Regions from separate parts of the Homo sapiens genome. Here region 2 is linked to region 1. A link is an interaction called in ENCODE POLR2A ChIA-PET data of the cell type or tissue named here. Cell type or tissue: GM12878. All regions are shown on one strand. Each heading gives the region's core, and the rest is flanking DNA. Links, peaks and the distances in the headings are about the cores only. Region 1 overlaps TP73 (tumor protein p73). Region 2 overlaps LOC100996583 (a long non-coding RNA gene).

What was found. Peaks named below come from ENCODE experiments on the same cell type or tissue, not always from the same donor. Only the 100,000 strongest peaks of a DNase experiment are listed, where the experiment ranks them.
Region 2: POLR2A ChIA-PET joins it to region 1 with 7 read pairs; 1 of 35 experiments calls an interaction of 5 or more read pairs at or near these places.

What each region holds. Positions count from the first base shown.
Region 1 is chr1:3,670,171-3,676,875 of GRCh38, reverse strand. The region is part of intron 1 of TP73 (tumor protein p73); the gene reads right to left. Among named protein-coding and RNA genes, the nearest start is that of TP73-AS3, 4.6 kb to the right of the region's middle. RefSeq lists an enhancer at 2,948-3,167. In GM12878, for the core only: a CTCF peak has its summit at 3,398; DNase peaks (open chromatin) are centred at 2,755, 3,135 and 3,375; H3K4me3 peaks cover 2,246 bases; H3K27ac peaks cover 2,500 bases.
Region 2 is chr1:2,579,043-2,584,765 of GRCh38, reverse strand. It overlaps LOC100996583 (a long non-coding RNA gene), which reads right to left. Exons shown (of 4, transcript NR_121638.1): 2 at 3,116-3,206; 3 at 1,271-1,396; 4 at 232-641. Among named protein-coding and RNA genes, the nearest start is that of PRXL2B, 4.9 kb to the left of the region's middle. In GM12878, for the core only: no CTCF peak of the experiment used is centred there; no DNase peak of the experiment used is centred there; H3K27ac peaks cover 902 bases.

The DNA of each region.
Region 1 (6,705 bases), core at 2,057-4,556:
GCCCACAGCAGAACGCACGCCCAGCTGTCGGGGCCGTGGCGGAGAGGGGGTGCTGTGCCATGGCTCCGAGCTGAGGCTGGCCAGGCACTTTGCAGGGCCTCAGGCTCACACGCCAACCCTGCCCCAGTTCAGAGATGAGCAAGTGGAGGCCAGGAGGCCCAGTGGCTGGCCCAAAGCTACTGAGGGCTGAGGAGCTGGGACTCCAGCCAAGCCCAGGTCCTCTGATGGCCTGGCCGCACCCGAATGCTCCCCTCTGCCCTGTGGGGAGGAGTCCGCAGCCGGTGAGGGGCTCTCAGCCTCTCTCATCTCACCCTGCCCAACCCCTCTGGCCTCGTCTTCCATAGCTTCCCACGAAAGCCACAGCCCCCTGTCCCCCTGCCCTGTCCCAAGCATTCCCTCCCTGTCCCCAAGCATCCCCTCCCTGTCCCCTGTTCCTCTGTCCTCTCCCTGTCCCCCTGTCTCCCTGTCCCCCATAGGTTCCTTCCCTGTCCCCTTTCCCTTTGTCCCCTAGCCCCCCATCTTCTATCCCCTCCCTGTCTGCATCCCTCTGTCCCCTCCCCATCTCCTGTTTCTCTGTCCCCTCCCTGTCCCTTGTCCCCATAGATCCCTGCCCTATCCCCATGGGTCCCCTCCCTGTTCCCTGTCCCTTTGACCTCTCCTTCTCCCATCCTCTGTCCCCGTCCTAGCTCCTGTTTCTGTGTCCCCTCCCTGTCCCCGTCCTCCTGTCCCCTCCTTGTCCCCCATCCTCTGTCCCTCCCCGTCTCCTGTCCCTCTGTCCTCTCCCTATCTCTTGTCCCCATGGGTGCCCTCCTTGTCCCCTGTCCCCAGTCCCCACATGCCTGGCTATGTGCTCTCTGTGTTCAGCCTTTGTCTACCACCCCCTTCCTGCCCTCCCATCTCATCCCTATCTCTCCAGGCCAGGCCAGGACCCAGCCTCCTCTAGGAACCCCGTCTCCGGCTGACGCCCCATCCTCTCCCCTCACCACCTGACAGGAGGTGGGAGACCAGACATTTCCTTGGCCATGGGCCCACAGGTAAGGCCTCGTCAGTTCCCCAACCCCTTCCACCTCTGCCCAGGCCTGGGGCAGACAGGGCTCCACAACCACCTTTGATAAGCCAGGACACTCCACCCCGACTGAGCCCACTCTGGAAGAGGCACTCCCCATGGGGACACCCACTCCCACCTGCAGGGGCCCTGGCCGCAGGGCTGCTGTTACCTACCCACCCCTCGGTGGAGCTCTGAGACCGAGCCGTCCGCACTCAGCCTGGGCAGGAGACACAGGCCCCTCTGCCCCGTCTGGCCCAGCCATCCCGGACACTGGCTCTTAAGGGGGATCACAGGAGGGGTGCAGGGTGTCCTCCTCCATTCAGGGAGGAGGGAAAAGCCCCCAGGAACTCCACCCGCCCCGGGCCACCCCTAAAGCAAACATCTCAATGCACTTCTGATTCCGGTGGTTCCCAAACCACCAATGATTTTACCTGTTATTTCAGCAGATCAACGATTCCAATCTGAAGTGGCAAAGAAACCTGGGGCCATTGTGGGAGGAGACACCTGGGCCATTGTGGGAGGAGACACCTGGGCCATTGTGGGAGGAGACACCTGGGCCATTGTGGGAGGAGACACCTGGGCCATTGTGGGAGGAGACACCTGGGCCATTGTGGGAGGAGACACCTGGGCCATTGTGGGAGGAGACACCTGGGCCATTGTGGGAGGAGACACCTGGGCCATTGTGGGAGGAGACACCTGGGCCATTGTGGGAGGAGACACCTGGGCCATTGTGGGAGGAGACACCTGGGCCATTGTGGGAGGAGACACCTGGGCCATTGTGGGAGGAGACACCTGGGCCATTGTGGGAGGAGACACCTGGGCCATTGTGGGAGGAGACCGTCTCAATCCCCTTGTGCCCTTTTCCCAGGGACTCAGGCAGGTCCCAGGACCCAGAACCCAGAAGAGCCCCCGCCTGGGCAGAGGGGTCGGGCGGTCAGCGCACCAGAATGAAGCCAGGCAGGCTGGCCCTGTGTGAGACAGCGGCTCTCCCAGGCAGCAGCCCAGCGGAATTCCTGCAGGGCGTCATCAGAGCCCAGCCTCCTGGGGCCCTCTGTGCCAAGGGGCCTCACTCTCCCCTCCAGCCACCGCAAGAAGAGGGGCCGCTCTCGCTTGGCAGGCTGGGGCCAAGGACAGGGGTCCCCCGGAGTGAGGGCCAGGAGGGCCTCCCTCTCAGGGGCAAGGCCCTCTGCCAGCATTGCCTGCCCCTCCCGACAGAGGCTAAGGACCATGTGGCCTCCCTCTGTGGGTACGATGGGGCCAGGTCCTTCAGACAGGGTTGCCAGGACGGCTTCGTCAGCAGGTCAGGGGCAGGGACGAAGGCCTGTCCGCAGGGCCTGGTGAGGAGGATGCGGCTGAGAGCCCCCCTCACCGCCACAGATGGCACGCCTGCTGCCCCACTCCCCTAGTTTGGGGAAGCCCAGCATGGGGATGAAAGACAAACACAGCCTCCCACGGTGGGGTAGCGTGCACCGTGTGAAATATGCGGACAGCTGGAGGTGCCTGAGCAAGCTGCCCTCTCTCTCCTGGGCCGTGGCCCACGGGAAGCGGGAGGGGAGGGGAGGCAGATGCCCAGGACAGTCTGGGGGAATCCCTGAGCCTCACCCCAGAAGCTTTGAGGCCATGACCAAACCAAAATGCCCGACCCCCCGTGGGTGGGGGTGCCCCCAACCAGCTTCCTGGGTCAGTTCACACTCAGCCAAGTGAAATGTAGAAACACCAAAGCATGGCTAATTCCCGGGGATTCCAGCCACCCCACGACGGCCCAGTGAGGCCACACACCTGTTACCAACCAGGAGACATGCACAGAGAGGGAAGACCAGCCCTCCATGGGCACACAGCTGGTCAGGGTGGAGGTCGAACCCAGCAGCCTGGCTCTACCCTGGCCTGACCTGGAGCTGAGCAAGGGAGGCACGGGCCCGGCTGCAATCCCCTCCCCAGTCCGTGTTCCCACCGCACAGCCACACCCCGCACCCTGCCTGGGAAGCCCCTCTCTGGAAATCCCCTGCCTGTCCATCTATCTTCACCGGTACATTGAGGCCCAATCCACATCCAGACATCCAAGAGGCCCGCCTTGTCCTCTGCTGCCTGCCCAGGCCTTCTTGCTGTCATATATGTGTTTGGGTCATACCAAGACACATGATTCCTGCCCCACCGCTTCGTGCCCTGAAGCCCAGCACTGCCGGGCACACACTCCAGTTCCCTCTCCTGCTCTGCCCACGCAGCCCACCTCTGCCGCGCTCTAGCTGTGTGACCTCAGATAGATGTCTTGCCCATTCTGAGCCTCTGTTTCCTTGTCTGTAAAATGGAGATAATTGTAGTGCCTCCTAGAAGCGCTAGGTGGAATGAAGTAACTCTACGCATATCAAAAGCGAAAGCACTCCTCTATCTGGGCACACCGTGGATGCCCCATAAACCGTATCGAGTTGCCATTGACCGACGGTTATTTAGTATCAGGTGGTGGCAGTGGAGGAAGAACCAATGAGGCCCGGGTCCCAAAGGCACCAGGCTGAGCGACAGAACTGCACACACGGGGGCGGAAAGGTGGGGTCTGCTGGCTGCCGGGTCCCTGGCTCCTTCGAGTGCCTCTCCATTTCATGGTCAGCACGCGTGTCTCACCCCACTTTTACAGTGGTCTCCGCACCCTTTTGCAGAGCACCAGCCTATCCTCAGTCTCTCAGGGAATGAGGCGTCCTCGAAACGGGTAGTGCCCAGTTGCAGCGGCAGCCGGTGCCAGCTCCATGCCCGGGGGCATGCAACGCGGTAAACAGATAACCCTGGCCCACTGGAGGCAAATCATGTATGTCTGTGAGGCCCTCAGAGGCTGGGTATGAGGAGGGTGGGTGGTGGAAGAGAAGTCTGCACCCCAGCCCCAGCTTGCTTGCGCCTTGGAGTGGGCGGTGCTCCTGGGGGTAAGCGGGTCAGGAGGGTTTGGAGGTGGGGTCAGAAGCATGAGCGGCCTGATGGGCTGAGCTTCCTCTAAGAAAGGGGTGGAAGGGGTGGGCAGGGACATGGCCCTTGGGGGGACGAGGTTGGCGGCAGGAGGGAAGTGGGGCCCTGTCAGGGAACTGGGGCGCTGAGCTTGGTGATGTTTCCTGCCAGGAGCCCACCTGTTAGAGGAAGGGCGACCCTGGCGGGGGTGGTAGGAGCAGATCTGTCACTAAGGGAGGTTCAGACCAGCACAGTGGGCACAGGAAGAAGACCCAGAGGACCGACTGCCAAGGATAGGGGGTGAGGGGTCCAGGGCTGGGACAGAGCGGAGCTTATGGCCAGAGTGGGTGTCTGAGTCGATACCTGTGTTCACAGGTGATGAGTACAGCGCTGCCCTCAGCAGGGCAGGTGACTGATGGGGCCGCAGCCGCCTTCGCTGGAGCTGCCACAGCCTCGTTCTGCACAGACACATCCCTGTCCTCTGCCCCCTCCGATCCTCCTCTCACACCCCCTTTCTACCCCAAGGGATCACACCGGGTGTCACTAGCCTTTGTGCGGCCAGCGCCCATGTTGGAAGTGCCTGTGCTGTCCTCCAGAATCTTCTTTCTTTCCCCAGAGAAGCACTTCCACTCCTCCAACCAAGAGAGAATGACCCTTCTCAAGCTGCTGTCCCCACCTGGCCACCCTCCTCTGGACACCCTTGGTGGGGATGCTCCACTCTGAGATGTCCCCACCCTACACATACCCCTCACCCCTGGCTCTGGGCTTTTCTCTAAGGGGTCTGGGACACGCCCGCTGCACCAGTGGACATGTCTCCCTGCTGACCACTCCCTACCCTGCGGTCTGAGCAGACGTGCCCTTCCAGACAGCTGTCAACTCCCTGAACTTGTCATGCGTCCCTCTGAGTCCCGCCCTGACTCAGTGAGCAATCCTCCCTCCTGGCGTGTTCCCTTCCTGTTCTGGAGTCAGCCGCTCAGCCCTGTGACCTCCCCTGCACAGTGGTGGCCGCTCAGCCCCGTGACCTCCCCCGTGCAGCGATCACGGGGGTCCACCCACCCCTCACTCCTTCCAGAGGCAGCCACTGCTGTTCCTCAGAGTGGCTGTCCGCTGGCTCTCAGGGTTGCCTTTCTGATATTGCTGCCCAGCATTCCCTGTGCCAAATCCTCCATATTTTCAAGCTCATTCAATCCTCAGAGGAACCCAGCGGGAAGTCCCCAGGTGTTCCCAGAGGCCCCGAGAGGGCGAGCAGCCTGCCCAGGGCCGCACATCTCAGAAGCACCACAGCTGGCTTAGGCTGGGCTCCGGTGAGCTCCACCTTCCCGCCAGGCAGCCCGTCCTCTGGAGGCCCCGGCTCCTGCAGGGCAGACAACGATCCAGCCTTTGCCCCCGTCACGAAGGGGGCTCCCGACGATGGCTGGGTCAGCCCAAGAGCTGCCTAGGCCCTGGGCAGGGCTGTGATCTTGTGGGACTCACAAGCGAATGGAGGGGCACTGGCCATGGTGGAGCTCGGCCAAGGGGCAGCCTGGGCAGCCAGTAGGTCAGGGAGAGGCAGGAACAGCAACTGGAGCTGGACAGGGTACAGGACCACCAAGGTCACAATGGATCCTAGGCTCCATGCTACTCCAGGTCTGAGGGGGCTGCTTCCCGTCACGCTCCCAGCTCCCACACCCCACGCCTCTCCAGGGACAGGCCCACCCCTGCCATCCCTGAGGCAGTTCCAGCTGGAGCCCTGGAACCCTGAAACCTGGACAGGTGCCAGCCGACCTGTGCTTCCAGCCCAGCCCTGAGGGAGGCTGTGCAGCCAGACCCCACTCTGACCAGCATGGCACCCACGAGGGACGGCTGTCAGGAAGCCTCACTCCTCAGGGCCCGCGCACCCCCATTTAAGAGACGCTGGTCTTCCCCAGACCTGCCAGGGCTCCTCCCTCCCAGCACCCATCGCATGGAGAGACATTCACATGCTGACTCTTTGCGGGCCAGACCACCAAGCCCTGACTGCTCTCTGCGCTGCAGCCCCAGCACCCGCCTGGCACACAGTAGGTGCTCCGTGAAGAAGCGATGACAGAATCCATGATTTGGTTTGAGCGGGCGGGGCCCAGCAGGTCAGGTCAGGACAGGAACAGAGTGACTGCTGGAGAAGCACCATTTGGGGTTAAATTGCTCGACTTCCTCCTCATTTCTCCTCACTTTTTCTTTTTCTTTTCCTATCTTTTTTATTTTATTTTATTTTTTTTGAGATAGAGTCTCGCTCTGTCACCCAGGCTGGAGTGCAGTGGTACGATCTCAGCTCACTGCAACCTCCGCCTTCCAGGTTCAAATGATTCTTCTGACTCAGCCTCCCCAGTAGCTGGGATTACAGCTGTGTGCGCCACCACGCCCAGCTAATTTTTGTATTTTTAGTAGAGACAGGGTTCACCATGTTGGCCAGGTTGCTCTCGAACTCCTGACCTCTGTTGATCCACCCGCCTCAGCCTCCCAGAGTGCTGGGATTACAGATGTGAGCCACCACGCCTGGCCTTCTTCCCCACTTCTAAGGGGCTCCTGTACATCCCCACCTGGACATGGGGCTCTTGAGTCTTGAGTTCAGACTGCGGGACCCCAGGGAGACGACACCCACATTCCAGAAGCCTGTGCCCATGTGGTCCCCCGGCCCCATCATCATCCCTGCCTTACCTGTGCCCATGTGGTCCCCTGGCCCCATCATCATCCCTGCCTTAGGGATGAGCAGA
Region 2 (5,723 bases), core at 2,524-5,023, 1.1 Mb after region 1:
GTGCTGAGTTGGACAGAGAACAGTGAGGTTTGAGGAAGCAGCTAGATGATGTGGGGGGCTGAAAAGGTGAGAGGCATTTTATCAGGGACTGTACAGCATTTGCTGGGTCTCAGCTTCTCATCCTTGAGGATCAGAGCTTTCTAGTGTAGGGAGAGCATCTTTCACCTGGGAATTTCATCTTCTGCTTTTAAGAAACACAAGAGAGATCAGAATGATCTTTTTGCACCTGTTATTGTTTTAACTGCCTTTAATTCCTAATAGTGACTATGCCAGAGCAGCCTATTTTGGGGTGGCACCTTCTTAACTCTGCATACTGTACATATCTGGCACACATCATTTAAAGTAAATAGACAGGCTTGCTTACTTTTTACTCAAGTGCAACATAATTCAGAAAAGTGCAGACATGCTCAGTAGACAGCTCCTTCTACACGCCTGTTGACTTTCTTTCATCAATGACATATTGGTCGGCTCTTGCTAGGCTGTGTTGCCAAAACAACTCGCAAGCCTGGGTCGATCACAGCAACCAAGTTTCCCCTCCCACTCAGGTTTCTTGTCGGCCACGGGTGGCTCAGCTTCTGATGCCTCCTTCGTTCTGGGGTCCAGGCTGAGCAAGCTGTGGCTCTCTGGAACATGCCGTTCTCCTGACAAGGGAGGACATGGAGGAGAGATGGAGAAACCATGCCACACTCTCCCAGCGGCCATGCACAGCTGGGATGTGTCGCTTGCACTCCCATGTCACTGGCCAGAGCAAGTCACATGGCCAAGGAGGGGCAGGGAAGAGCACTTCCTCCTCCAGGTGGTGCCAGCTCTGGGACTGGGTTTTAGCTTTCCTTACAAAGGAAGAGCTGGCCCGTTACCGCAGCAGGGATGCTGACAGAAGACGTGAAACTCCGGGGTCAGAGACAAAGGACTTTTTCATTCATGGCGTGGCAGGCAGGTGCTCACCTGTGTGTTTGGTCTTATCCCCTTGCCCCCAAATTCCACGGGTGCCATGTGGGTAGGCCTGGGTGGGCACTGCACAGTCAGTAGGTTTGCGTGGCCACTGAGGAGCCCTGCACTGGGGGAGTCAGCTGTTTCTGCAGCAAGCAGTGAGCAAGCTGCTCTTTGTCCCTAGAGGACTCTCAGGGCAAACCACCCTGAGAAATGGGGGAGGGTACTCAGGGCCTGCATTCCTGGCACACCCTGTGAGAGGTGGGGGGCACGAGACACTCGTGGAGGACTGCCCTCTTAACAGGAGAAGCTGCCAGTACCAGAGGCCAAAGAGACTTACCCAGAGATTTCACCGGCATCCCTGGGCTGCCTGGTGCCACATATGTGAAAACAGTCATTTCATGTAAGCTTGTCCACTCAGTAGCATGAAGGTGGGAGGGTGTCTTAGTCATAGATGGGGTGGCTTCTAAAGAACAGAAATTGATTTCTCACATTTCTGGAGGCTGGAGGTCCAAGATCAAAGCGCCGGCATATTCAAGGTCTGGCGAGGACCCCTTCCTGGTTCCTAGATCACTTCTTCATGCTGTGTCCTCACAGGGTGGAAGGCATGAGGGGGCTCTGGGGGGCCTCCTTTTTAAAGGCACTAACTTTGGCCGGGTGTTTTGGCTCACGTCTGTAATCCCAGCACTTTGGGAGGCCGAGGTGGGCGGATCACCTGTAGTCAGGAGTTCGAGACCAGCCTGGCTAACATGGTGAAACCTTATCTCTACTAAAGATACAAAAATTAGCTGGACGTGGTGGAGCATGCCTGTAATCCCAGCTACCCGGGAGGCTGAGGCAGGAGAATCACTTGAACTTGGGAGGCAGAGGTTGCAATGAGCCAAGATCATGCCACTGCCTCCCAGCCTAGGCGACAGAGTGAGACTTCGTCTCAAAATAAAATAAAATACATAAATAAAAGCACTAACCCATTCCCGAGGGCTCCACCCTCACTACCCACCTAAGCACATGCCGAAGCCCCACCTCATAATGTCATCACATTAGGGATTCGGTTTCAGCATATGAACTGGGGGAGGGGGCACAAATGGGGGAAACTGGCTCCACTGTGTGAAAATTGTCAATACTAAGGCAGAGTCACTTATGTCAGGACCCAAGCAAAACGGAGCTGGGAGGCCTCAACGGAAGGTCCCTCATGCTCGGGTGCCTATGATGAGAACTGTTACAGGGACTCCGACAGCACACAACATTCCAGATCAGCTGCTCCTATGAAGACATCTCCCCCGCAACAATCATGTTACCCATGAGTAATCACCAACCCTGCAATAAGCTCCTGTACCCAGGGAGGTTTATTCCAAAACAATCTGTGTAGACTTCCTCTTCCCACCCCTAAAAGAAAGATACACCTACGGTCCCCCTCAGCATGCATATCCCAGATTGCAATCCCCTGCCATCCCCCAGTAAACTTTATTTGGGAGAGCCAGTCTCTCTGTTGTTTATTTTACATTGACAAGTTGCAGCATCGTGGCCAGCAGCAGAAGTCCTACTAGGCTTCTTGAGTCTGTGGGTTGGTATCTTTAATCAGTTTGGGAATTCTTTTATTTTATTTGTTTGTTTGTTTGTTTTGAGATGCAGTTTTGCTCTTGTTGCCCAGGCTGGAGTGCAACGGCTCGATCTCAGCTCGCTGCAACCTCTGCCTCTTGGGTTCAAGCGATTCTCCTGCCTCAGCCTCTGGAGTAGCTGAGATTACGGGTGCCCACCACCCATGCCCAGCTAACTTTTGTATTTTAGTAGAGACAAGGTTTCACCATGTTGGTCAGGCTGGTCTTGAACTCCTGACTTCAGGTGATCCACCCGCCATGGCCTTCCAAAGTGCTGAGATTACAGGCGTGAGCCAGCGTGCCCGGCTGGGAATTCTTTTTTTTTTAACACTATCTTATGATGTCTCATTCTTTCCTTCCTTCCTTCCTCTTATTCTGGGAAGCCCCATACGCATATATTAGATCTTTTAACTAATGCGTCTTGTTGAGTCGGAGTCACATAAGTCTCCTGTTCTCTGTTGTGCTTTTCTTTCCCACGGGTATTTCAGTGGCTGTTTGCACCGTTTCTGTTGCCCTGTCTCTGTCTCCCCTCCATGGTCCACCTGCCACGGGGTCCAGTCTGCCATCACCCGTCTCATGACACTGACCTGCAGCCCTGGGATGTCCATTTGGTTCTCTCGTTTAGGTTCCAATCAGCTGTGGAATTCTCCATCCAGAGATCCCGTTAGACGGCATTTCCTGTTTTTAGTAACACATGAATGAGTTATTTTAAAATACCTGTCTACTGACACTCACATCTGAGGTTCTGCTTCTGTTGCCTCTGTTTTCTTTTCTTTTCTTTCTTTTTTTTTTTTTTTTTTTTTTTGAGACGGATTCTTGCTCTGTCGCCTAGGCTGGAGTGCAGTGGCACAGTATCAGCTCACTGCAACCTCCACCTCCCGGGTTCAAGCGATTCTCCTGCCTCAGCCTCCCAAGTAGGACTACAAGCGCGCACCACCACACCTGGCTAATTTTTGTATTTTTAGTAGAGACGGGGTTTCACCATGTTGGCCAGGCTGGTGTTGAACTCCTGACCTCAGGTGATCCACCCACCACGGCCTCCTAAAGTGCTGGGATTATAGGCATGAGCCACCACACCTGGCCAGCCTCTCTTTTCTTTTGATAATGGCACACACCTTCCTGCCTCTTCTCGTGTTTACATCTCTGTTCTAGCCCTGGGCCCTGCAAACCTTAGGGGAGGTGTGCCCAGTACACAAACACACGTGTGTGCACAAAGATAGGTCACTGTCAGGGCGTGGGGAGATCGCAGGACCTGCATCAGACCAGGGCTTATTCAGATGCTGGCTCTGGCACCGCCCAGCTGGGTCACTGTGGGTAAGTCACCACCTTGTCTAAGCCTCAGTTTCTTCATCTGTAAAACAAACCCTGGTAACCACCTTTGCCAACCGCACGCTCAGTTATCAGCCACTCTGGCCGGCTCGCCTTGCTTCTGAGCAGCAGGAATCGCAGCCCCACTGTGGCTGAGAGGATGCTGGAGCGCTCCAGCTCCATCCCAAATGGCCCCTGGCCCCTGCCATCCTGCCCATCCCCCTCCAGCAAAGCCCAGGATGTCCCTATGAGAAGCCTCACAGACTCAACCAGGTGGGCAGGCTGCAGAGGACCCCTGGGAAAGAGCAGCTGTGTTTCCCCAAGTCCCACCCTATATACACCAAAGATGGGATTTGATCAACTTTCTTTCTTTTATTATTATTATTATTATTATTTTTGAGGCAGGATCTGGCTCTGTCACCCGGGCTGAAGAGCAGTGGTGCAATCTCAGCTAACTGCAACCTCTGCCACCGAGGCTCAAGTGATCCTCTCACCTCAGCCTCCCAAGTAGCTGGGACTACAGGTTCCGCCTGGCTAATTTTTGTATTTTTAGTAGAGATGAGGTTTCATCATGTTGGCCAAGCTGGTCTTGAAGTCCTGACTTCAAGCAATCCACCTGCCTCGACCTCCCAAAGTGCTGGGATTACAAGCTGAGCCACCGTGCCCAGCCTCAAAACTATTTTGTAATTGTGATAAGATATACATGACATAAAATTCACCACGCGGAGCATTTTAAGATCAGTTCAGTGGCATTAGGTACATCCACATTGTTGCAGCCATCACCACCATCCATCTCCAGAATTTGTTGACAATCCTAAACTGGAACCCTCACCTATGAAACACTAACTGCCTCCCCCAGCCCCTGGCACCCACTGCTCTACTTCCTCTCTATAAATTTGACAATTGTAGGCTCCTCATAGAAGTGGCATCATAATGGCCTTTGTCTTCTATAAATGGCTTATGGCACGTGGCATAAATTCCTCAACATCCATCCATAGCACAGCCTGTGTTCGATCTCCTTTCCAAGGCTGAGCACCTTCCACTGGACCTCTCGGCCACATTTTCCTTATTCTTGTACCTGTTGATGGGCTTTTGCGTGGCGTCTACATTCGAGCTCTTGTGGACACTGCGGCTGTGAACCTGGGTGTGCAAATATGTGCTCAAGTCCCTGTTTTCAGTCCTTTGGGATCTATACCCAGAAGCGGAGTGGCTGGATCACATGGTCATTGTAGTTTTAATTGTTAGAGGAACTGCCCTAATGGTTTCCACAACATCTGCACCATGTCCCATTCCCGCCAGCAGTGCACGGGAATTCTAATTTCTCCCCTTCCTCAGCAACAATTATTCCTCTCCAGGCCGGGCACGGTGGCTCATGCCTGTAATCTCAGCACTTTGGGAGGCCAAAGTGCGTGGATCACCTGAGGTCAGGAGTTCAAGACCAGCCTGGCCAACATGGTGAAACCCCGTCTCTACTAAAAATACAAAATTAGCGGGGCATGGTGGCAGGTGCCTGTAGTCCCAGCTACTCGGGAGGCTGAGGCAAGAGAATGCCTTGAACCCGGGAGGCAGAGGTTGCAATGAGCCAAGATCTCGCCACTGCACTCCAGCCTGGGCGACAGAGCAGGACTCTGTCTCAAAAAAAAAAAAAAAAAAAAAAAATCTTATTCTCTGTATTGGGGGCTTTAAAAGAAGCCGTCCATCCCGCTGGGCCTGAGGTGGTCTCCCCGTTGTTCTGATTTGCGTTTCCCATTTCCCAAATGCTTGGTGGCACCGAGCCTTGTTTCAGGGGCATGGTGGCCATTTGTGTGTCTTCTCTATTCTAGTCCTTTTCCATTTTTTCACCCAGTGGTTTGTTTTTGATGTTGTTGGGGTGTGAGGGTTCTTTAC